4 separate regions of the Mus musculus genome follow, and all the other regions are linked to region 2. A link is a loop called in an ENCODE intact Hi-C map of the cell type or tissue named here. Cell type or tissue: left cerebral cortex. All regions are shown on one strand. Each heading gives the region's core, and the rest is flanking DNA. Links, peaks and the distances in the headings are about the cores only. Region 1 holds the start of Gm35363 (a long non-coding RNA gene). Region 2 holds the start of Pde2a (phosphodiesterase 2A, cGMP-stimulated). Region 3 overlaps Pde2a (phosphodiesterase 2A, cGMP-stimulated). Region 4 overlaps Gm35363 (a long non-coding RNA gene).

Evidence for each region. Hi-C counts contacts between places; a loop is a spot of excess contacts. Peaks named below come from ENCODE experiments on the same cell type or tissue, not always from the same donor. Only the 100,000 strongest peaks of a DNase experiment are listed, where the experiment ranks them.
Region 1: a loop joins it to region 2, with 6 times the contacts of the local background. A loop is called at or near these places in 14 of 42 quality-filtered maps.
Region 3: it touches region 2 in a loop (6-fold over the local background); 34 of 42 quality-filtered maps call a loop at or near these places.
Region 4: it touches region 2 in a loop (2.1-fold over the local background); 8 of 42 quality-filtered maps call a loop at or near these places.

What each region holds. Positions count from the first base shown.
Region 1 is chr7:101,535,145-101,541,228 of GRCm38, reverse strand. Gm35363 (a long non-coding RNA gene) reads left to right here and starts at 2,777. Exons shown (of 5, transcript XR_869841.3): 1 at 2,777-3,191. In left cerebral cortex, for the core only: a CTCF peak has its summit at 2,488 (motif pointing right); DNase peaks (open chromatin) are centred at 1,234, 2,494, 3,013 and 3,484; H3K4me3 peaks cover 420 bases; H3K27ac peaks cover 3,317 bases.
Region 2 is chr7:101,448,431-101,453,430 of GRCm38, reverse strand. It overlaps Pde2a (phosphodiesterase 2A, cGMP-stimulated), which reads right to left and starts at 2,179. Exons shown (of 30, transcript NM_001143849.2): 1 at 1,963-2,179. The coding sequence starts at 2,079. In left cerebral cortex, for the core only: a CTCF peak has its summit at 2,910 (motif pointing left); DNase peaks (open chromatin) are centred at 550, 2,361, 2,879, 3,349 and 1 more place; H3K4me3 peaks cover 3,147 bases; H3K27ac peaks cover 2,874 bases.
Region 3 is chr7:101,501,544-101,506,543 of GRCm38, reverse strand. It overlaps Pde2a (phosphodiesterase 2A, cGMP-stimulated), which reads right to left. Exons shown (of 30, transcript NM_001143849.2): 8 at 4,882-4,934; 9 at 4,616-4,690; 10 at 4,489-4,530; 11 at 3,942-4,010; 12 at 3,602-3,732; 13 at 3,134-3,245; 14 at 2,681-2,720; 15 at 2,509-2,572; 16 at 2,094-2,166; 17 at 1,796-1,973; 18 at 1,475-1,587; 19 at 548-625. Among named protein-coding and RNA genes, the nearest start is that of Mir139, 29 kb to the right of the region's middle. In left cerebral cortex, for the core only: CTCF peaks have their summits at 2,929 (motif pointing right) and 4,641 (motif pointing right); DNase peaks (open chromatin) are centred at 2,645, 2,916 and 4,661; H3K27ac peaks cover 2,315 bases.
Region 4 is chr7:101,519,510-101,525,593 of GRCm38, reverse strand. Gm35363 (a long non-coding RNA gene) reads left to right here. Exons shown (of 5, transcript XR_869841.3): 5 at 3,705-6,084. Among named protein-coding and RNA genes, the nearest start is that of Gm35363, 16 kb to the left of the region's middle. In left cerebral cortex, for the core only: a CTCF peak has its summit at 2,937 (motif pointing right); DNase peaks (open chromatin) are centred at 2,313 and 3,702; H3K27ac peaks cover 322 bases.

The DNA.
Region 1 (6,084 bases), core at 412-5,411, 87 kb before region 2:
TCTTGCTTCCCAGAGCTTGCCTCCCAGGAAGGTGAGTTATCAAGCCAAAGAAGAGGAAAATATGCTTGAGGGAAGGGAACTAATAAGTTGAAGAACGATGTCAGTGCTCTCTGTAAATCACAATTTGTCATTTACCCAGAGATTCTCCAGGTAGTTACACAGGGTCCCGATAATTTAAACCAGGAACAAGAGAGGAAATGAGACAACTTGGAGGTTCCCAACAGAATTCTGACTGAAGACTGTAAAACCTCTGCGCATTCAATAATTTATAAACTGGGCCATATGTCATGTGCCCGGGCAGCAAAAGGAAGTCCTATCTTCCACAGACTTGGAGGAAGCACCTGCCTGAGGCCATTTGACGTCAGGGCTCTAGGGCTTTTTATATTTATTTTAGATAAGAGTTGTCTCTCTGTAACTATGGCTTCTAGACATGTGGATCCTACTATAATAGCAGGCTGAAAATATCCAGAGTGTGCGTGAGCATACACACACACATACATACATACATACACACACACACACACACACACACACACACACACACACACACAATCCAGGAAAAAAAAAATGTGTCTCACTGGACCATGGTGGCACATGCCTTTAATCACAGCACTTGGGAGGCAGATGCAGGTGGATCTGAGTTCAAGGCCAGCCTGGTCTACACCAAGAAACTCTTTCTCAGAAAAAAAAAAAGGGGGGGGGGGGTCTCAGGCATGTACAGAATTTGTTTGGGGGGGGGTTGCTATTCCCTAACAAATACAGGCTAGCAATGGTTTTCATAGCATTTGCAGTGTATGAGTCATTGTAATCTAGAGATGATTAAAGCACAGTGTTTATCTGCAAATACTATTAAATTTTATAGAAGGGACATAAGCATCTTTGAATTCTGATGTCCAAGGTGAATTCTAGAACAACTGTAATAGAGCTCTCTCTCTCTCTCTCTCTCTCTCTCTCTCTTTGTGTGTGTGTGTGTGTGTGTGTGTGTGTGTGTGTGTGTGTGTGTGTGTTGGATGCATATGTTTAGCACTCATGTGAAGACAATTTCAGATAAGAAAATTTCAGTCCTCACTTCTGCCTTATTTGAAACAGGCTCTGGCTGGTCCCTGACACGTGTGCCAGCCTGGTTTCCTTTGCACTGCTGGAGACTCCTGTCTCCATCTCCTGTCTCCATCTCCTGTCTCCGTGTGGAGACTCCGGCTCTTCTATCCAGCTTCTGTGAACTTGGCTCCTCCCACTTGCGTCAAAGCGGTCTATCCAAGGCAAGCGCTTTATCTGCCTTATTTCTGAGATGTAGTCGGCATGCAGCCCGAGCTGGCCTGGCCTAGAACTATATGGAGATCAGATTGGCACTTACAGAGATTTGCCTACCTCTGACGGTTGAATGCTGGGATCAAAGAATCCTTTAAACCTTGATTAGAAGTCTTAGTACTGAAAGGTTTCCTAAAATTTCTACACTACCAATTTTTGACCTGACTGAATTTACATATTATCGGGGCTGATCTTCATGCATATTTATTTTAGAACCAGGCGGGGACCCTGAAGCTATTCAACCAAAGATATTCTTTTCTTTTTCTATCCAAAAAACAAGAAGAAAGGGCTTAGGTTTGAAAGCAAGAACAGTCCTTAAGTTAGCATTTACAAATTTGTTTTTCAGGATTATTTACACACACAATATTTTGTTTTGTTCTTATAAAAATGTGAAATTTACCTTTTACCCAAAGGTTTTAACTCAATGGGGCAACTTCTTCTTTTTCATTTGCAAGCTGGTTCGTTTTTCTAAATAGAAAACTGTTAAAAGGTACATCCTTTTGAAGACTAATTTCTTTAATCTTTTTAAATGTATTAACATAAATTACAGAGCACAATTTGCACCTCGCGTCTCTTTGTAAACGCTGAGGTTTGCTATTTGATTTCCTTTTATTGTTCCCTCAGCCTGAAGGGCTTTTCACTCTTTGAGTATCAGAGGTTCGGCTTCATTTCTGAATCCTCCCCCATCCCCTACCACTTGCACTCCTACCCCCACCCCACCCCATGGACACATCAAGTCTCTTTATCCTTGATTTACGGGAGCTCTTACTGGCCTCTTAAAACCACTCTAAGTGGGAAATCCAGAGCCTGGGAGTCATAGCAGCCTACAAGCCTACAGAGGAGGTCTAATTAATTACAAGCTATCTTTGATATCAAATACATCTCTTCCCTGCCTATGGCATATCCAAGCCAGTCTTCCAGAAACAAATAAGCTATTGGCTTTCTAGAATCACCTTGGATTCCGTACTTCAAGCCCTACGGTTCAGGTCCATTCAAACTCATTGGGCTACCACATAGGGTGAAAACTTCTCCGTTAAGCAAAAGCAATTATTACAATATCTGTGTATATAAAATTTAAGCAATAGGATTTATTCCCTAGAGAAGGAAAAGGGAAAAAAAATCTTGCATATATTCGAGATGGGGGTGAGTCACTGGCTTCCCCGAACTGTCATACACTTATTTGTCCCCTAGGGGGCGTAAGTTTCCTGTTTCTGGTGAAGAACAGGATAGTTGTGCTTCCTTGGAGCCTCTGGGGGAAATTGATTTAGCTGGATCTTAATTGGAATAGAAAAAAAAAAAAATAGAAAAAAAAAACACTCTAACTTCTAATCAGATAACATTATAACCCAGAAATTAGATGCAGTCGTTCCAGAAGACAGATACACAAAGTTCATTCAATCTGCTGATGACTTGTGGCCTCAAACGTAAGACTCCACCTCTGAGCTCCAGACAGACAAGACAGACAAGACAGACAAGACAGACAAGACAGACAGACAGACAGACACACACACACACACAGAGCAGCTGGCCACGCCTCCAGCATCGCCCAGGAAACACTGTATTTTCACTGCTGACGCTGTGTAGATGATCAACAGCTGCTCCTGGAAGCTCCTGTACAGGGTTGTACGGAGTATGTTAGAAATATTTCAGAAAGAGGCGGGCATTCCGTGGTGACTCAGATGAACTGCCTGTCACAGTCTGGGTTCCCTTAAAAACACAGCCTGAGTCAAGAAGTCGCCTCCGTGAAGATTTTCTTAGTAGGCAATGTCAGGGTGCAGGAATGAGAAATTGTCACGCTGACCAGCTGTCCCTGTTTGTAGAACACTGAGAAGTTTTCTAAGAAGTGAAACCCAAGAAGTACATATGAGAGGAGCAGTCAACTGGTGAGTTGCTGGACCTAGAAGAGGGAAAGCCAGATCAAGGCTGGGTTTCTGACTTGTTTTAATCCCATAATACAGAGCATAGAGTTGCTCACCTGTAGAGGGGAGAATGGTCCATTGGCTCCCAGGTGTATGTGATGTTTCTGTTTGGAACGTTTAACTCCTACAGCATCTAGGGTTTGTGCTCCTCCTGGGGGCCTGTGACCCTCCATAGGCACTCCCCACGGAGACACCAGAGAAACTGGGTGGAAAGAGGGAAACAGCTCAGCAGGAGGAGGAGGAGCCGCGCTGTGGGCTCCGCCCACACCACTCTGCTGCTGCAACTGTTGGAGAAGCAAACTCCAAGATGTGGCCCACGCACGCATGCATGCATGAAGACTGATTCTACCAGCTTTCGCTTGGTTTATCTGTGGACTCAGCAGGAGATTATAACCTCTGCTTTAGCTTCCAACTAGTTTATTGATTTAACAGAGCTAGAAAGGTCTTTGTTTTAAAATAAGAAACCTAGCAACAAAATTGTTTTCCTTTACTTTGTGTGTCTAGTGTATGGAAGCCGAGTTAATAAGCTCATCTACCTAAAAAGAGAAGAGTCTCAAGCCATTGTATCTTTCCCCAAAATTGAGGTGAGGATTTAGATATCAGCACCAATGGAAAACATTGAGAAGGAGGAACAGTCCAAAATGCTGACATTTTTTTAGCAATTACAAAGTCTGGGGCCAAGTGTGGTGGCATATTTCCTTTCACCCCAGTACTAGGAAGGCAGAGGCAGGCACATCTCTTTGGGTTAAGAGTCAGTCTTGTTTAAAAAGCAAGTTCAGGACCAGCCAGGGATGCATAGATGATAGTATCTGAGAAAAGTCAGGGAGCTTGCTAGTTCTACCCCATAAAGAAGGAAAGATGGAACTGACTAGACAAAATTGTCTTCTGACCTCCACATTGGAGCTGTGGTATGCATAGATATACATGGACATCACACACACAACAACAATAGCAACAACATTAGGAATAGTAATAATAACAACTTTTTAGATTTTTTTTTAGTGATTATTATTATTCTGTGAGTCTTTTGTTCTCAAGTCTGTATGTCTTCCGTACATTTGTCTGGTGCTCTCAGAGGTCAGAGGACATCAGATTCCCTAGAAATGGAGTTAGGATGGTTATCAGCTATCATATGGTTGCTAGAATCCAGGCCCAGGGCATCTGTAAGAGCAGCAAGTACCCTAAGTGTGGAGCCATCTTTCTAGCCCCAATTATAATACTTCTAAAGTCTATCACATGTCATAGCATGTGGCTATGACCTGCCATCGTGCCTTGCAAAGCTCCCTTCTGGGCTGCATATCACGAAGATGATTTAGACACATGGTTTGTTTCCACGGTTCTGTTAAACCTCTTATGGTGGAAAATTTTAGAAATATACAAAAATAGAAGGGAGTCATGCAACCTCCTTTTAATCTTTCTGTTGTGCAAAATCTTAGAAGTAAACAAAACTGGAGCGGATGCTGAAATGTACCAACCACAATGTCCTGCTTGGGTCGTTCTTTTACCATCTCCCTCACTGAAGAAGATATGCTGTAGCAACCAACAGAAAACCTATTTTATATGCCTTTAAACCAAGGCACTATTAGCCCCAAGATTGCATAATATATAGATCTGCAGTCCAGGGCTCGGCAGAATGGAATACTGTCTTCAGAAACACAGTAAACTCTGTTGTTTTGTTCTGTCTTTAGAATGTGAGTGCAAAATGGCTGCCAAGCCTCTAGCAATTTGGATCTTTGGTCCAGGAAGGAGGAACTTAGAGACAGACTGACAACATTGAAGGACAGGTGTCCTGCCTTGGGTTTCCTCTGAAACCCTTTCCCTGGGGTTTCATCCAGCATCCACTCTCATCTCCTTGGCTAGAACCTGGACACTGGGTCTCTATTTTCTGCAAGAGGATTGATTATTGGAGGCTGGGTACACCGTCACCCTGAATAAAATCTGGGTCCTGTCAGAAAGAAAGAGACTCTGCCCTTTCACCCCATCTTCCTTTGTGCTTCCCATGCTTCCCCCCACCACAACCCCTCGGGCCATCACTTCATTTAACCAATATTCACTGAACACCCACTCCCTGCTGGTCCCAAGGCCACGTCCTGGGTCTCTAGAGAGAAATAAGTTGTTTTTGTGTTAGAAGAAGCCCTAATCTAACTTATAGCTGGAAGCCAATCCATAACATCTAAACTCGATCAAGTCAGAGTCACACAAACACATTATTTAAAGATGTAGACGCAACCCCTTGAAGATATAAAACTGGAATTGTTCAAAGGGCTTGGTTGCCCTTGGAGACTAGACTGGGGGCAGGGAGGTGCAGAACAGGATTCTGGGTAGCATTACTCATTGCATGTACCTTTGCAATTGGTATCAACGTAGTTAATAGTTTTAATTTTGCGTGTGTGTGTGTGTGTGTGTGTGGTGTTTCAGGGTGGAGTTATCAAGTGCCTGCATAATTTTGATGAAATGTATTTTTTAATTCCAAAGAAGAGTATTTCGGTAAACATCTTACACAGAGTTTTCACCATTTTTGGTTATGTTTTCATGATATATTCTAAGACCTCGTGCGTAAAAGACTGCTGCTACAGATTGAGCAGTTTAAGAGGACTGGCACGTGTAAACCACCAGGCACATCGCAGGCACTCAGCACACATTAGTGAAAAACAAATTAATCACCCGGCGTTTTGTCCAGACTCCAACCTCTTCCCCAGGGCCTCGGCAGACCGGTGCAGTTCTCTCTGTGCCGATCCTCTGGGTCTTCTGTGAGCATAAACAAGACTGGCAGCAAACAGCTTTGTGCCAGTGTCAGTTCAGGTTTTTGGCAGCGTACTTTTGGGAGAGATTCCTAGAAATGGGTAAATGTGTATGT
Region 2 (5,000 bases), core at 1-5,000:
GCACCCAACTAAACACACACATGCATGCGCACACACCACTCAGACACAGAAGCACATGTGCAGACATATTCTGCATAATTTGCATGCTTAATGTCAGACCAAAATATCACCCATTTGTAGACACACAAAGTCCTTCAGTCTGGAAACTGCTTTCTCCTGCCCACCCTCCAACCTGGTCAACCAGCTGCTGAGCGAACCGGACCCTGGGTTTTGGCTGCACCCGGTCTCATCCATAGTTGCACGAACAGTCACCACAGGCACATAGCACACAAACACTAACACACAGGCGTCCAAATATTTTCTCCAAGCAAACCCAGGATGTACCATAGTGACCCTAAGCTACCCAGGAGGCTAGAAGCACAGCCAGACATAAACCTCCACTCCTCTCTCACAGGACATCCATTCGAAACCAACAGGCCCATACTAGGACTCATTCTGACCACATACTGCAGAGAAATAGCATGTATAGCCACTTATTCAGTCTTCAACATGCAAGCTGTCCCTATAGCATCACAATGCCATGACAGACACAACTACATGCACACACCACAGTCACTCGCTGTGCTACAACTCCCACCCACGATCCTGCCACTGTAGTCACACAGAGCATGTAACACCACAGACTCACAATCTCCATACTGTCATCTCCCCATGCTAAATCTCACTCAAATGATGTGATTATACATAGCACAACATATATGATTACACACAAGGCACACTCAACACATGCTATGTACACAGGAACCCTCACATAAGCACATATACCCCAGACTCACCCATCCCTCACTACAGGTGAAGGACATTTACCCCCTCTCTCTATCCCCAAACCCAACTGCCCCAGTCACTACCAGGACAGCTGGGATAAGGAGATATCATGTATAAGTTATAAATACCAGTGTCCCACCTCACGATCCCTACCCACCATATATTTTGGGCACCCTGAGGGCAACGTTCTCCATGTTTAAGCCCTTGGACTTGAGTCCATCCTATGCCATACCTGAGAACACAGGCACAGGTGGAGGTCCTAGAGGCTCCAGCCCTGTCTTCTGAGCCGGTTCCCCCACGACCCAAAGTAGAGGCAGACATGTAGGGAAGGCATGGTCACAGAAAGACCCTAGCACAAAGATAGAGACCTACAGAAACTGAAGGGCTGAACAGACCAGGAGAGGTAGGCAGCCTGGAGCAACACACTAAACAAGAGAACAGCAGAGGGGCCAAAGGATGATGCACTCAGAAATTTGGGAACTGGAAGAATGATATGGGACTATCACATCTAGAGGCTGGGAGGCAACAGGAGGAGACTGGAGGTCTGTGTAAAAGATGAGGACTGGGAGGGGGCAGTCTGGCAGAGGAGAAGAGAGAATCTGGGTTTTAAAAGGGGGTTGGACCCTTGGGTTGGGTGGAAGATGGTGACTAGAATCTAGATGATTAGTAAGGATGGGGAGTAAGACTTTATAAAATAGAAGATAGAGGTTTGGGGGTGAGGTCCTACTTATGAGGTAAAGTTCTCTGCAGCCAGGGGCTTAGGGGATATGGGTGTGCCTGGAATCTGATATGTACAGTAGAGAGCCAGAGGTTTGAGAGGGGAGTGGGACTAACCTGGGAGGAGGGAACTCCGGGTTTATACAGAGCTGTTAATGTGGCTGAGGGGGGCAACGAGGATTAGGACTTCGGGGCTTGGGATGGAGGAGTTCTAGATGCGAAGCAGAGTCAGAATCTGGAGGGGCATTTGAACTATGAGCCGAAGAATCAAGGACCCCCTCTGGGTATGGCTGCAGTCCCATTCAGTACAAGACGGGTTCCAAACTAAGGGAAGGGTCCCCTCTTAAAGGAAGGTTCAGGAGAGAGTAGACCGTGGGGCAGACGACTGCAAGCTCTTCAGAAGACCGGGCCCTCACCGGGCTCTCCCTGGACACCCGCTTCTCCCTGTTACCCAGAATGGGGGGGGGGGGGGCCTCCTACCTGCAGGCTGTCGGCGCATGGCTGCGGCGGCGGCTCGTCCGGCTTGAGGAAGACCTGCTGGCCCCGCCTGAGGAATTGGACAACAGCGATGAGGATGTGGTGCAACACCAGGACCATGCTCGCAGCCGCCCGCCCGCCCCTCCAGCCCGGCCCGCTGCACTCGGTCAGCGCGTCCGCAACAGCTTCGCCGGTCCGCGCGAGGGTCCGCCCTGGTCCCGCCCCGCCCCCGCCCCCGTCCCGCCCCAGGCCTCCAGGCCCCGCCTACGTTTCTGCTACCGGGGACAGCACTTCAACGCCTTCCAAAGATCGGACCCCACCCGATCCCGGCCGGCTTGCTCCCTGCCAGGCCTTCACCCTCTCAAGTCTCCTGCAGCGGGTCGGCTACGAGGGCTCCCACTCCTCGGTCGCCTCTCAGCCTTCGCTGCCTTCCGCTTATCCCATTGTCACTCCTCCTATGTGGTAGGGCCCCTCCCAGAGTCCCGCGCACTGTCGCACCACATTCTCTCCCCATCACTTGGACTTCAGTAGCCCGGCCAGAACCCCGAGGCCGAGTCCAGCGCAGTGCGGGGAGAGGGGCCGCGGCCACAGTCCGGGAGCCCCGAGGTCCTTTCACTCCTTCCAGTACAGAGGGTAGAGGAAAGTGAGGGAGAAATTTAGAGGTCGCTCCAAAATGGGACGAGCCCTGAAGCGGTAGCAGATCTGTGAAGGAGACACGTGCGCCCTGACACACACAGGCGCACCGTTCCCAAATGTGGGGTGAGAGCACTGGGTTCCTAAGGCTACCAGATAGGCCTTCATCGGCGTCCCAGGAGGCTGAAAAGGGTGCAAGCCCCAGGGCCATCTAGTCCGCAGTTCCGCGGTGGGACCCCGAGAGCTGGGAGCGCATTTCTCTGCAGAGCCGCCTCTGTGCTCAGGCACTTGCAGCAGCCGTGACGCTCCTGCGCCCCCTGGTGTTCTATCGCAAAGGTGCACCCTGACCCCAGTAGGGGATGGCTGGAGGGATGAGGGGACATTTGTGTAACTTGGGTCAAACCCCTTGCCTGGACCAACCTGTTTTCTAGCCTCTGCTTGCTATAAGATGGGCTAAGGCACAGGACGAGTCTATATCAAATGGTGAATTTGGGTCTTCCTGGATTTTGCCAGTGTAACTTTAGCTTGATCCCCTTCCCATTGGGTGTCAGTTGTCCCACAGGGCTGCCAGAAGACAAAAACTTGGAATGATGGTGAGACAGACAGACTCCTGACAGCCCTCACTGTGACTTTCCCTGGTTCTCCTTTCTGCGCTACTGCCCCTCTTCCTGTACTTCCCTCTCCCCCCAGCCCTTGGAAGGTGACTCAGTGAGCCCCCTGCTCCTTGCCTCATAGATGTGATTCATTTGGGCCCTTTCCCCCTGGGGAGCAATTTCCCCAGTGTTGAGTCACTGAGCCCAGTGCTGGACACGGTCCCAGCACCTGGCACAGGCTTGGAAGTGTCCTAGCTGTCCCAGTAGCTCAAGGGGTGATCTTCCACACAAGGATTTTTCCCCCTCCTAGCTGAGCTTACAGCTTCCAGTGCTCAAACATCCTTAGTGGGGGTCTCTACCACGAGCACCATAAAACCTAAATCTCTCACTTGGCATTACAGACCTTCCACAGTTCAACCCTGATTATTGACCAGCTCTGACAACCCCCATCCCTTGTTTTTATACAGCCCTTTTCTTTTAGACAGCAGCTGCCTCATTCTTGCCTCCTGGTCTGTCATGGTGCCACCCTGTCACCTGCTAACCATTCAAGAGCAACTCAGAGGCCATCTGCTCCAAGACCCCTTTTCTGGATTCCACATCAGTGATCTAGGGGGGGCCTTTTTGTATCCTTCCTGGGAGTCATGTCTGGAGATGGGATCTAAGCCAATTGCTGCTGCTTCTTCTTCCTCTTCTTCTTCCTCTTCTTCTTTCTTCTTCTTCTTTCTTCTTCTTCCTCCTCCTCCTCATCCTCCTCCTCTTCTTCTTCCTCCTCTTCCCCTTCCTCCTCCTCCTCCTCTTCTTCTTCTCCTCCTCCTCCTTCTTCCTTCTTCCTTCTTCTTCCTCTTCTTCTTCTTTTCTTCTTTCTTCTTTCTTCTTTCTTCTTCTTCCTCTTCCTCTTCCTCTTCCTCTTCCTCTTCCTCTTCCTCTTCCTCTTCCTCTTCCTCTTCCTCTTCCTCCTCCTCCTCCTCCTCCTCCTCCTCTTCTTCTTCTTCTTCTTCTTCTTCTTCTTCTTCTTCTTCTTCTTCTTCTTCTTCTTCTTCTTCTTCTTCTTCTTCGTTTTTTGAAACAGGGTTTCTCTGTGTAGCTCTGGCTGTCCTGGAACTCAGTCTGTAGACCAGGCTGGCCTTGAACTCAGAAATCCGCCTGCCTCTGCCTCCCAAGTGCATCTTCTTAGTAAAGCAGTTTGTCCTACATATTAACATTATAGAACATGACATGCATGGGCTAAGATGTGTAAAGGTTACACCTACTCCTTTAGTGGGACTCTCCTTTTTCTGGCCTCAGTTTCCTCCTGTGTAAAAGAGGGGGGATGACCAATATGATGATGACTGTTCCCAGGTCCAGTACACATACCCCTTAGTAATCCTAGTCACATGTCACTGGCTTGGTCCCAGGCTTTCAGATACTCTAAGTAAGACACAGGTGCTCAGGAGGTGCTGGCATGATTACTGACCCTAACTACTGGATCTTCAGGGGACCTCATCTTAGCTCTGCAGTCGAGAGCCAGCCCCACCCTGGCAAAGACCCATCTTTAGGGACCTTCACAGCACTTGCCTCCTGAGAAGTTATTTTTTAAATCCTACTTGAGTCTCTCCTGCTTTGGTGACTATAGTCTCAGATGCACATTTTGTCTCCCTCAGGTCTTTGTGTGTTATTTGTTCTGAGTCAAATATTCATCAAGAGGACTGAGTGTGTCCTCACTCAGTCAGAGGGCTGCTGCATGTGGCCAATGGGGCCTCCACTGCCCCATCTGTGAAATGTTAACACATCTAGACTCAATAAATGAGCAACCTAACCCCTTACAGCACTTGGTAG
Region 3 (5,000 bases), core at 1-5,000, 53 kb before region 2:
CCACTGCTTTGTGCCTGTTCCCAAAGTTTGGGACACAGATGAGAGGAGATGACCCAGTAAACAGTGATTGTCATATGCTCTAAGCTAAGACTTGAGGTAGCTCTTCTGATCCAGGCCTGGTAATGGGACTGGGGTACCAGTAATTAAGATCATGCAGGGGTGCACGGCCACTGCATCCAGACAGTGGCAGGGGAAAGCCCTGAGCAAGGTTTTCAGCTTTCAGGGATTACCCAAGTCGGGCATACTCTCTGGATGTGGGGTGGGGGTAGCTGTCCGAACCAAATTTTCTCCTGAGTGAAAGCCTGTTGGCTGCCTTCACATCAGGCTAAGAAAAAAGCTTGAGAGAGGATTATGGGTAAGTTGGGGAAGCCCTCTAGGTAGAGCAGAGGCCAGGTATTGGTGTGGGTCTGTTTTCCCAGTCTCAAGAGCCAGCAATAGCCAAGCTTAGCCTGGACCTGGGTTGCAGAGGATTCTGGGAGTCAGAGAAGACATGTGGAGCAGGTGCTCCCAGACCCTAAGATGTACAGAAGCTCCAAGCAAGCCTCACCTTCATATGATACATCATCATCTCATTGGCCAGGTGGCTGCGGTATTGGGCTTCATTCACCTTTTTGTATAGGAGAGACTGAGGAGAGAAAATGGAAAAGATGGGGCTGGAGCTGAAGGCTGTGACATCCTCAGAATGCCTGGAACTGGTACAAACGGGTCAGGCTGCAGAAGTTCTCCTTCCTCTCCCGTTGGGGGCCCAGTATAAGCCATTAGCAATAGCCCAGTGTTCAGGCCCCACCCCGATGCTAATCCCAGCTCTCTTACTGGCCTTCCCCAGTTTCTTAACACCTGAGGCACTTTGTCCCCTGAACTTGGTAGCCCTTGGAGGAGAAGATCAGAAAGCAGGGATTAACTCGGGTACTTAGGTTGGATTTTCAGGCTAGAGATGCCAAAAGTATGGAGAGAAAGATCCAACGTTTGCTACAAAGATACGGACTAGTAGATTGGAGTTGCTGGGGTGGGTAGGGAATCTTACCAAGAGGGTTTTCTATGTGTGTGTTAGGGTTTTTGTTTGTTTAGACAGTGTCTCTCATGTAGCTCAGGCTGGCCTCCAACTTGCTAGGTAGCCAAGGTTTTGAACTCCACCCTCCTGCTACTCCCTCTCAAATCCTAAGGTTATAGGCCCATACTATCACGTACTACCATATATATACCCATCTAGCCCAGCAGAACTAGGTGGGGTTTTGATTTGTTTTGTTTCTTTTCCTTTCTCTTTCATGATCCTCAGAAGCTGGTTGGACAGGACCAGAAATAGTATCCCCAGCTTTGCATGCTGAACGACTAGAGGCAGCCAGCATGTATGGCGGGCTGCATAGCATCCCGCTCGCTGGGATCGGAGCCCTGAGCATAGACAGGCCAGAGCGAAGAAAGCAGATGTGGGGGATAGAAGAAGGACACCCTCCCCGCCCCAGTAGCGCTCCCTCACGTGGGCGATGCTGATGCCACAGTAGATGGAGAAGGCTGTGGCCAGGTCCTCATCAAACTTGCTGAACCATGGCCCATTGATCTTGTTCACTAGCTCAGCCACACCAATGACCTCTGGGAAGAGAGAGAAAATGGGAATCGCTGGTGAAGGGGTCCAGTGAGACCTGCCTTCTCCTAACTCCTCTGGAAGAAATGGCTCAAGACTAGACAATCCCTGGCTCTTTAGGTTCCGACCCTAGAACCACTTTCCCCTAGTCCCCGCCCCGGCTCCACCCCCGTACAGCCCCTTCAGGCCCCGCCCCTGGCCACCACGAGTCGGCACCCTGGTTCTCGTTCTTGATAGGGAAGCAGAGAATGTTGCGCGTGCGGAAGCCAGTGCTGTCATCTACGCCGCGATAGAAAAGCGGATGGGCATATGCATCTGGGATGTTCAGGATCTGGCCCGTAGTCGCCACGTGGCCCGCGATGCCTTGGTCCGCCGGGATGCGGATCTCATAACTCTGCCCAAACAGGGATGGAATAGAAAGCAAGAAGTTAGCCTGCCGTATAGACACTTTTCAAATGTGGCTTTTCCCCCAGGTCCTCTTGCTTACTCCCGGACACCCTCCATACTCCCTCACCTCATCGTCCACAACGCCACCATCGAACACCTTGGCCACCAGCTCGTTCTGATCCAGCAGGAACACCGAGCAGCTGTGGAGAGAAGAGGTTGGTTCGTGGGGTTCTGACGCCTCTCGAACCACCACATATGGCTAGTGTAGCGATTACTGAGACCCTGGAAAGTGTCCTAAAGTGAGACACTCTCCTCGGAGCTGGACAATTCCAAACATCTCTCCATCTGCCTTTTATTTGTTTTGTATTGTATTGTTTTAAATTCCTACTAGGTTTCATAGAAACCCATGGCAAGCAAAGTTAGCGCTGTCCTGGCTGAAACAAGGGCCCAGGCAGAAGGAAATGTCAGATAAGAAGGTAGGGAGGGGGCAGAGGCGGTGAGGGCTGAGACTTCCCCTCCCGCACCACCCCACTTCTGCTCACATCTCTGCGTTGCTGAGGTTTCTGGCTTCCGTGATGATCTCCTGTAGCAGGACAGAGACATCATCTGGAGGAGGGGGAAGGAGAAGCACGTGAGACCTGAGGAATGCCAGGCAAGCATCTCTTCCACATCTCCTCCTCCCCAAACGCCTTGTGTGGGAGACACATCACTCACCCAGGTGGGTGAAGAGGTTCTTTGCCACTTGGAGAAGAGCCTGGGAAGGAGGAAGTGAAGATCGTAAAGATGGCCCGGGATGTTCTCATCCCTTCCCAAGTGCTCCTAGAGCAGGCTGGCAACTGACGTGCCTAATGAAACCCTTTGGGTACTAAGTGAAGGAGCTGGGGAAGAATAGTGAAGTTCTTGGGTCTCAAACGGCTGCCACCTTTGCCTCTGGCTGCCCAGATGTTGTGGTAGTGCCCGTGTTAGACACTAGAGGGCAATCACAGACAATGCCTAGAGCCCAGGGAAATACTGACCTCTCTCTCTTTAAGGGACTTCCAGGTCACTAGGTTACCCAGCCACAGTGCTGCCACTGGCCTAGATAACCCAGGCAGCATCACCCTCGTGGATAGCCTTCTGGGGCTGGCGCGCGCAGGTTCTTGGGAAAAGCTCAAGGCAGGCACTCACCTGGCACTCACACTTGAGCTTCTGCTCCTTCTGGAAGGCCAAGGTGCTGGTGAGCACCGTGCCTGTGTAGTGGAAGCAGTGTTGGATCACGTGTTCATCCTCATCTGTGAAGCTGGAAGTCGGGCTGGGGGTCAGCAGAGAGGACAGGGAAGATGGCCTTCTCGGCCCCTTTCTCCTTTCCTGCATGCTACCAGGAAGCTCCTATCTGCCAGCTAATGAAACTCTTCACACTGGGACTACACACCATGCCTTCTCCCCCTTCAGGCACAGAGCTCTAGGGAAAGCTCTGACTGCCCTCAGACCAAAATGTGGGTTCCTCCTCAGGCCACTGTTTATTTGAGGCAGGCTTATGTACATGTTGCTCAGGCTGGCCTGGAACTTCTAGGCTCCCGTGATCCTCCCACTTCAGACCCCCTAGAACCTGGGGCTATTGCCATAGTGCCATGACACCCCCACTCTCAAACTCACAAATCTCCTCCAAGCTTGTTGAAGGCGCAAGCCAGGGCCACCACCTGGTCAGTGGCTCGGCTGATGACAGGGACACACAGCATAGCCTGCAGCTCACAACCCAACATGTTTTGCAGCTGTTGCACATCGTCCTGCAGAGATGAAGGAACAGTGAGGAGGGGCAGTGTGCCTCTTCCCTAGCTCTCACCACACTCCGAAGCCCGTTATGGCACGAGGACAGGGTGTCACCAAGTCTGGGTCTTGTCTCCCCATCTCTAGGCTACCCCATTCCAAAGACACTGGGGCTTGAGCAAAGGGTTTCCCCCTCCCTCTCCCTTGGCTCAGCATGGCCATGGCTTACAGAGGTTAGGTCCTTCAACTGGATACACTGCTTGTCTTCCACCACCTGCCCCAGACGTCCCATGGTCAACTGGAAAGTGAAGAGAGACCCCGTTGGCCCAGCTCTCCCTGGGTCAACCCATCCTTGCCTTCCAAGTCTGGAAGTTTCAACAAACCCTTTGAACAGTTCAGGAATGGATGGAGCTGATGCTGAGAAGCAGAGGAGAGAAGTGGGGGGGGGGGGTTGGAGAGGGACGACTTGGTAATCAATAGTGAACTTGAGGGTTTTCCCTAACTAGAGAGTGATAAGCAGACCCCAAAGAGTCTCACTGATCTCAAGAGATTCTAACAGGTTCGTGTCTAGAAACACTCAAGCCTGTCTCATCTAAGGCTTCCTCTACGAGCTTGCTTCTACTAGAGTCTGATCATGAGAGACAGGGCTCCTTCGTAATTCTTCTAAGTAGCTCTCACGACCTGGACTGCTCCCACCAAGACATCTAGGTGGCCCCAGTTGCTAGGCCTTCCTGGTCCCTGCAGGCTCCAATGCTGAGGATGGAGATGGAACTCACTGGAAAGCTGACCTCTTCTCCCAGCACTTTGTCTCCAATGACCTGTGGGACCCAGGAATGGAGACAGGTTTATGGGAGGAAAGGCAGACACGGGTTGCCCCGCCTCACCGTGGACTTGAACCCTCACCTTGCAGGAAAGCTGTAGATTGTCCTCCGACACCAGCAGGAGGCAGCAGTGAGTGGCCTGTGTCTCCTGCTGCAGCTGCAGGGGGACAGACAGAGCCAGGCTGAGGGCGGGGCTGGAACACCCGCTAGCCTCTCTGGGTTTTTCAGGATTGTAGAAGAGAAGAGAGGGTGGGGTGTCCCAATCTGAACAGAGGTGATGGGGTCAAGGGTCTGTTGGTCTTTGGAGAGAGAGAGGGTGGAAGAGGAGATAGATGCTCAGGGACTCACATATTGAAGGACTTTGAGCTGCAGAGAAGTAGCATCCAAGTCAAAGAGTTCCCCTGCAAGAACAAGGCTGAAATCAGAGAGGGCTCTGCCTTGCCTGGGGGCTGCTTCCAGGCTCCACC
Region 4 (6,084 bases), core at 535-5,534, 72 kb before region 2:
GGGCATCTGGGGTGTGTGTGTGTGTGTGTGTGTGTGTGTGTGTGTGTGGTTTGTTTGTTTGTAACTAGTGGAAGTAAAGGAGAGAAAAAAATATCACAGATCACCCGAGTAGATAGAAATGGGAGCTTGGGGGGTAGCTTTCATTCAGGGGGAGTTTTCCATTGGTGATGTTTTCAAATAGATTTGATGGCAATATAATATAAATCTGGTTAGCTTCCTGTGCCATGTCTATATGCCCTACTTTTGCTAAAAAAAAAAAAAAAAAAAAATCATTTGTTCTCCCAGAGCCTGAGCTGCACTAGAAGCTAGTTTGTTTTGATTGACGTTAGAGCCAGTCACGCAGGCCTGACTCTGCCATGAACATGATTTCTTCTGCTGGACGTCTGGCTGCTCATCACGCAGATACAAGCTTGTGGAGCAGGCTATTATCTCGTGCTGAATGAAGTGACTCTTGCATGGCCACGATCACCGCCGAGATTTTCCCAAAGATATGTGGGGCCAGCCCAGCTTCCTCAGGAGATACAGTCACTCAGATTGGATTTTTAATAATAGTGACTGTATTTCATTTCAACATTCAGTGACTCTGCTGAACACATGCCGTCTCAGGTTCTGTGTAAGCGCCAAGGATAGAGAAAGAACCTTACTCTCCCACTCAAGCAGCTCAGGCCGGATTGGAGGAATAGTTGATTACAATCAATGGTCTCTCCATGCTTCCAGAGGACAACATCAGCCAGCATTCTTAGCTTGTACACCATATAACATGAAGCAGACAGAGGGAGGTAGGCTCAGTGTTTCTGCACATTCAAACCCAGCAGGGACAGGAACAGTATGGCCCACCTCACCTCTGGAACTCTGGTGGAAATGACATCACTATTCTGCCAACTGTAACTTGACACTTATGTGAGGTGCCAGATATGACAGACTCCTCCATGATTGTCCTTGGACTTCATCACAGCTGCTCCCTCAAGGATCCCGTCTCCCCACTCCAGCCCTCCATGCCCACGATGCTTCTTGCGGGAACCTAGGCCACACAGGCAACCCAAGATGTAGGGAAGTTTGAAATCCCAAGTTCGAGTCTGGGACTGATGACTTGGGAGACAAAGCTTGGCTAGGCGTGGTGGTGGTGGCGGTGCATACGAGGCAGAGGTAGGAGGATCTCTTAGTTTGAGGCCAGCCTGGTCTACAGAGTGAGTTCCAGGACAACTATGGCTACATAGAAAAACCCTGTCCCAGGGGTAGCATTGGAGTGGGAATCCAAACCCTGTCAGTTCCTGGAGGGGAGGCCTTAGGTAGTCCCATGGCCAACCTGCATGTCAGCTGCCTGATCCATATAAGGGAATCACAGACACTAAATGAGACAAACACAGGAGAGTGTTCATCACAGCTTTAAATGCAGGTTGCTTAGTGAGACCCCCCTCCCTCCTTCCTACTCCAAACCTGAGTCTTCTGCTCCACCCTGGCTCCAAACACCTTTGATGGTACCTCTGGAGGCCACAGGGGTCCTGGAAGATGGCTCAAGAGGCCTTGGAGCACTCACATTAGAAACTCACCCTGCCTTTCCTGTCCTTTCTTCCTCTTTCTACAACTCTTAACACCCAGCCCAGCCCAGATTCCAATCCCAGTGCAGGCTCCCAGCAATTTGTGCAACACCAGAACTTGAGCTGAACCAAGACTTGTGAGCAGGTGGAGCCCTCAGGTGCTGTCTATACAGGATCTCTCCCTCTCAAGGCCCTGAATTTCTATCTGACCCTGACGCAGGGATAAGGGGCTGTTGCAGGATGCTAGGCAGCCAGTATTCCCAGGGGTAGACATCCCTCATGTTGAGCTTTGGAGGATGTGAACATCTACCCAATAGGACCAGGACATCCCTAGTCATCTAGACCAGAACCCAGGTGGGATGCTGTTATTCTTTCTGTAGACCTGCTTTGGGCTTCTGTCCAAGCTTCGTCAAGATATAGTAATTTCTCCTGTGGGGTTCTGTCCTTGTAAACCTCTGTAAGGAGGCATATCTTACACGGGAGCAAGCCAGCATCCTTGAGGCTCTTTAGAGTACTGAGCAGACATGCAACCATTTCAGCTGAGCCTGCCTGTCAGGTGATCACTCTCTAAGGACTGAACAAGTGGGTCAACCTCCCTCATTCATTATCTACAAATGTATTCATCTATTCATTCATGTGGACTCACCCAAGCCATCCACTCATTAGCCTCTTTATCCATTCACTGAGTCTTTCTGGTGCTCATTCATTCAGAGTGCACTGATTCACTCACCCGTGAGCTTACTACTTCAATCACTTTGCTGATTTCTCCTTCAAGTGTTATTCATCTGCCTGCCCACCCACTTCCTTCTTCCCTCACTTGGTAAGCATGTATAGGCCTTCTGCAGGCCAGGAATCAGGGATTCTCACTCTCTGAAAAAGCTAAGGCCTCAAACAAGAGCAATTAAGGAACTTGGAAAGGTACCTATTTTTTTGTTGTTGTTGCTTTGGACCTCAGGTGCAGAGGATGGAGCTAATCATATGCTTAGTACACAACATTAGCACGTGGATGATCATCACATGGTCCTATTCTTTTTTTTTTTTTAACATTCATTTATCCATGTTGATCTGTTTGCGGTAGGTGGCGGGCATGTGCTGCGCCACATCTATGGAGGTCAGAGGACAGCTTTCAAAGTGGTTCTCTCCTTCTACCAAGTGGGACCTGGGACTCAAACTCAGGTTATAAGCCAGGGCAGCAAGTATATTTACCTGCTAAACTGCCTGTCATTCTCAAAGCCCTGCTTTTGTTTCCTCCTCCTCCTCCTCCTCCTCCTCCTCCTCCTCCTCCTCCTCTTCCTCTTCCTCTTCCTCTTCCTCTTCTTCTTCTCCTCCTCCTTCAATTTTTGTCTTACTTATATGAGTACACTGTAGCTGTCTTCAGACAAACCAGAAGAGGGCATCAGATCCCATTACAGATTGTGAATCACCATGTGGTTGCTGGGAATTGAACTTAGGACCTCTGGGAGAACAGTCAGTGCTCTTAACCGTTGAGCTATCTCTCCAGCTCTAGGTATTTTCTTTTAATCCCATTCTTCCATACTGTTCTTCCCTCTCCTTCAAGAGCAATCATAGGTCTAATGTATAGCTTTGGTTCATAAGAATTTTTATTAAATGCATTCTGCAATTGTGAATGCTTGGGTTTAAATTTCTGTAATTGAACCATAGAATAAATCTTAATCTCTCTTCTTCTCTCCTCCCCTCCCCCTCCTCCCCTCCTCCCCTCCTCCTCTTCCTCCTCCTCCTCCTCTCTTCCTCCTCCTCCCCTCCTCCTCCTCCTCCCCTCCTCCTCCTCCTCTCTTCCTCCTCCTCCCCTCCTCCTCCTTCTCCTCCTCCTCCTCTTCTTCCTCTCTTTCTCTCTCTCTCTCTCTCTCTGGACTCATGGTGCTAGGTACATGTATATATTATCCTTACCTACTAAATATCACTGGACAGTGCCTTCCCACCAATGCACTCACTATACACCCAGTCAGTATCAGCATCCTTGGTCCAACAGTTAAGAATTAAGTGAACACCCAGAAGTGGCCCTGAAAGTTATAGGGCACACATATACCACTATGCACATGCATGTGTCTCATTTGAATAACAGCTGCCAGGTTGGTGTCTATACAAACATTAGCCCACACTCCTGTGGGCAGTCTCAAATTCTACCTTCCTACTTCCCACCTGCAGGTGACGTCATCATTTGACTGTCTGGTTCCTGCCAGTCTACCAGGTATAAAATGGTTTGTTGTTGCCCTTTCTGTTTCTCTGGTAACCAAGGAGCTGGAGAAGATTTTCTAAATGCTTTTGAGCTGCTTTTTCCATAAATATCTTGTTCCAGGGATTTCTTCTTTTTATTTTTTTTTTCTATTGAGGTTGATGCTTTCTTGCAAGAATTTCTTATGTATCCTAGATATTAGCAACTTGTCAATCTTAAACATTGCAAACAATTTTCCCCAATCCACCAGCTCTTTGTCTGGGACACATGTCACAGATAAGACATCTGAAAGCTACAGTTCCTGTGTAATTGGATTTCCTATGGTTTTGCTTATGGCTTGTCCTCTATGCACACAGAATCACTCTGCATTTTCTTCTGTTTACTTTTTACTAGCTTTTTTTTTTTTTTTCGGATTGATTCTCACACACTCCGGGCTAGACAGGAGCTCACTCTGTAGCCAAGGCTGGCCTTGAATGCCTAGTGTTCCTGTTTCCATTTCCCGAGTGCTGGGATCACAGATGGGCACCGCCTAGCCTGGCTGCCTCCTCTCCAGGTCCATTTTCACCTTTTACCTTTAGCCTAATCCACGCATCCTCCTCCTGTGCGTGTGACGTACATTGGGATCCAGCGTTCTCTTCCTCTGCATCACAGGGGAGTTTCCAGACACCCACACTTTCTCCTAGATGCAGCTTCCACCTTTGTTGGGTAACAACGTGGTGTTCCTAAGTGTCACATGTTCTCCTCTGAGCGCCCTATTCCTCTTCTGTTGGCCCAGAAGCTTTTCTTACATCAATACCATTTTATTTTATTTTTTTTATATATTTTAATTTGTTTTGGTTTTTTGAGACAGGGTTTCTCTGTGTAGCTGTGGCTGTCCTGGAACTCACTTTGTAGACCAGGCTGACCTCGAACTCAGAAATCCACCTGCCTCTGCCTCCCAAGTGCTGGGATTAAAGGCATGCGCCACCAAGCCCAGTTTACATCAGTACCATTTAAGATGACTGCACTCTTTACTTTTGTCTTTCAATTCTGGACTTCACTTTTTTGTTTTTCATCATTTTATGAATATTCATGAATTGTACATAGTAGATTGCATTATGACATTTGCATACACGTATGTGATGTATATCAATCATATTCCGCACTCATTGCTCTCTCTCTCTCTCTCTCTCTCTCTCTCTCTCTCTCTCTCTCTCTCCTCTCTCTCTTAAATAACCAGTGAATTTCAATAGGATTGCCCAGAGGAGCCGGAGGAGGAGCTCTTCACAGGCACATGGGCACCTTACCAGTGGCTGGCTACCCCATGCAGAAAATGTCTCTTCTTTGAGCAACCAGGAACTTCTTATAAATCCTCAGGACAGGGTAGGGCCTGGAAAGCCCCTGCCTTTGTAATGTTACTGGATTCAATCTAGTGCAGGTAACAACAGCGGCTACCGATTCAACAGTGCAATGGCCGAGTTATGCAGAAGTCCACATTCCCCGTCCCCTTGCTGCTTCCTCTGACTGGAATACACTTTCTGCTCCCTCTCCTGCCACGTTCTTTGGGCATCAGAGATGATATAGATGTCCCATTTACTGCTGAGCATCCAACCATCATTTATTCTCGCTGCTTCCACCAGTTATGAGCTTCTGCATTTATGGCTGCCCACTGCAAAACAAAGCTTCTCTGACCAAAGCCGACAGCAGCACTCACCCATGGGCATAAACACTTATCCAGAAGGCAATTTGATGGGCACATCGTGTCCATTTAACAAAACAACAGTGGCTGCTTCCCCACTCGGGCCTATGACCCTCTAAACATATTGGCTATTTCTTTTACAGTGCAGAGCATAAAACCCAGGTTCTATGTGTGGTAGACAAGTACTCTATGGCTAAGTTTCTTCTCCAGTGTGTGTGTGTGTGTGTGTGTGTGTGTGTGTGTGTGTGTGTGTGTATCCTAGTCATCTTCTTTAGCATCTCCAGGCACCCACCCACCCCCACACACACAGAGAGAGAGAGAGAGAGAGAGAACACTTTGAATTGGATCTCACTGTGTTGTCCCTGTCCCAGCTAGCCTTGAACTCATGACCCTTGTGCCTCGGTCCCCCAAGTGCTGAAATTACAAGTGTAATTTCACTCTGCCTTGCTGGGCTCTCAAAACACTAATGTTGTTGCTATGGAAGTGCTATCGATGCTTGCATTTCAGAAACACCAGTGAGCTCTTTTAGATCTACCTCTCATCTATCGACCTGTTTGCTTTCTACTTAAAGAGTAGCATCACCTTTGAAGAACAAGTTTCCCTTCATAGTCCAGATGTGCACATCTTATGTCTTCTCATTACAGCATTAGCCAGGCTTTCTGAGTTACGCAGTA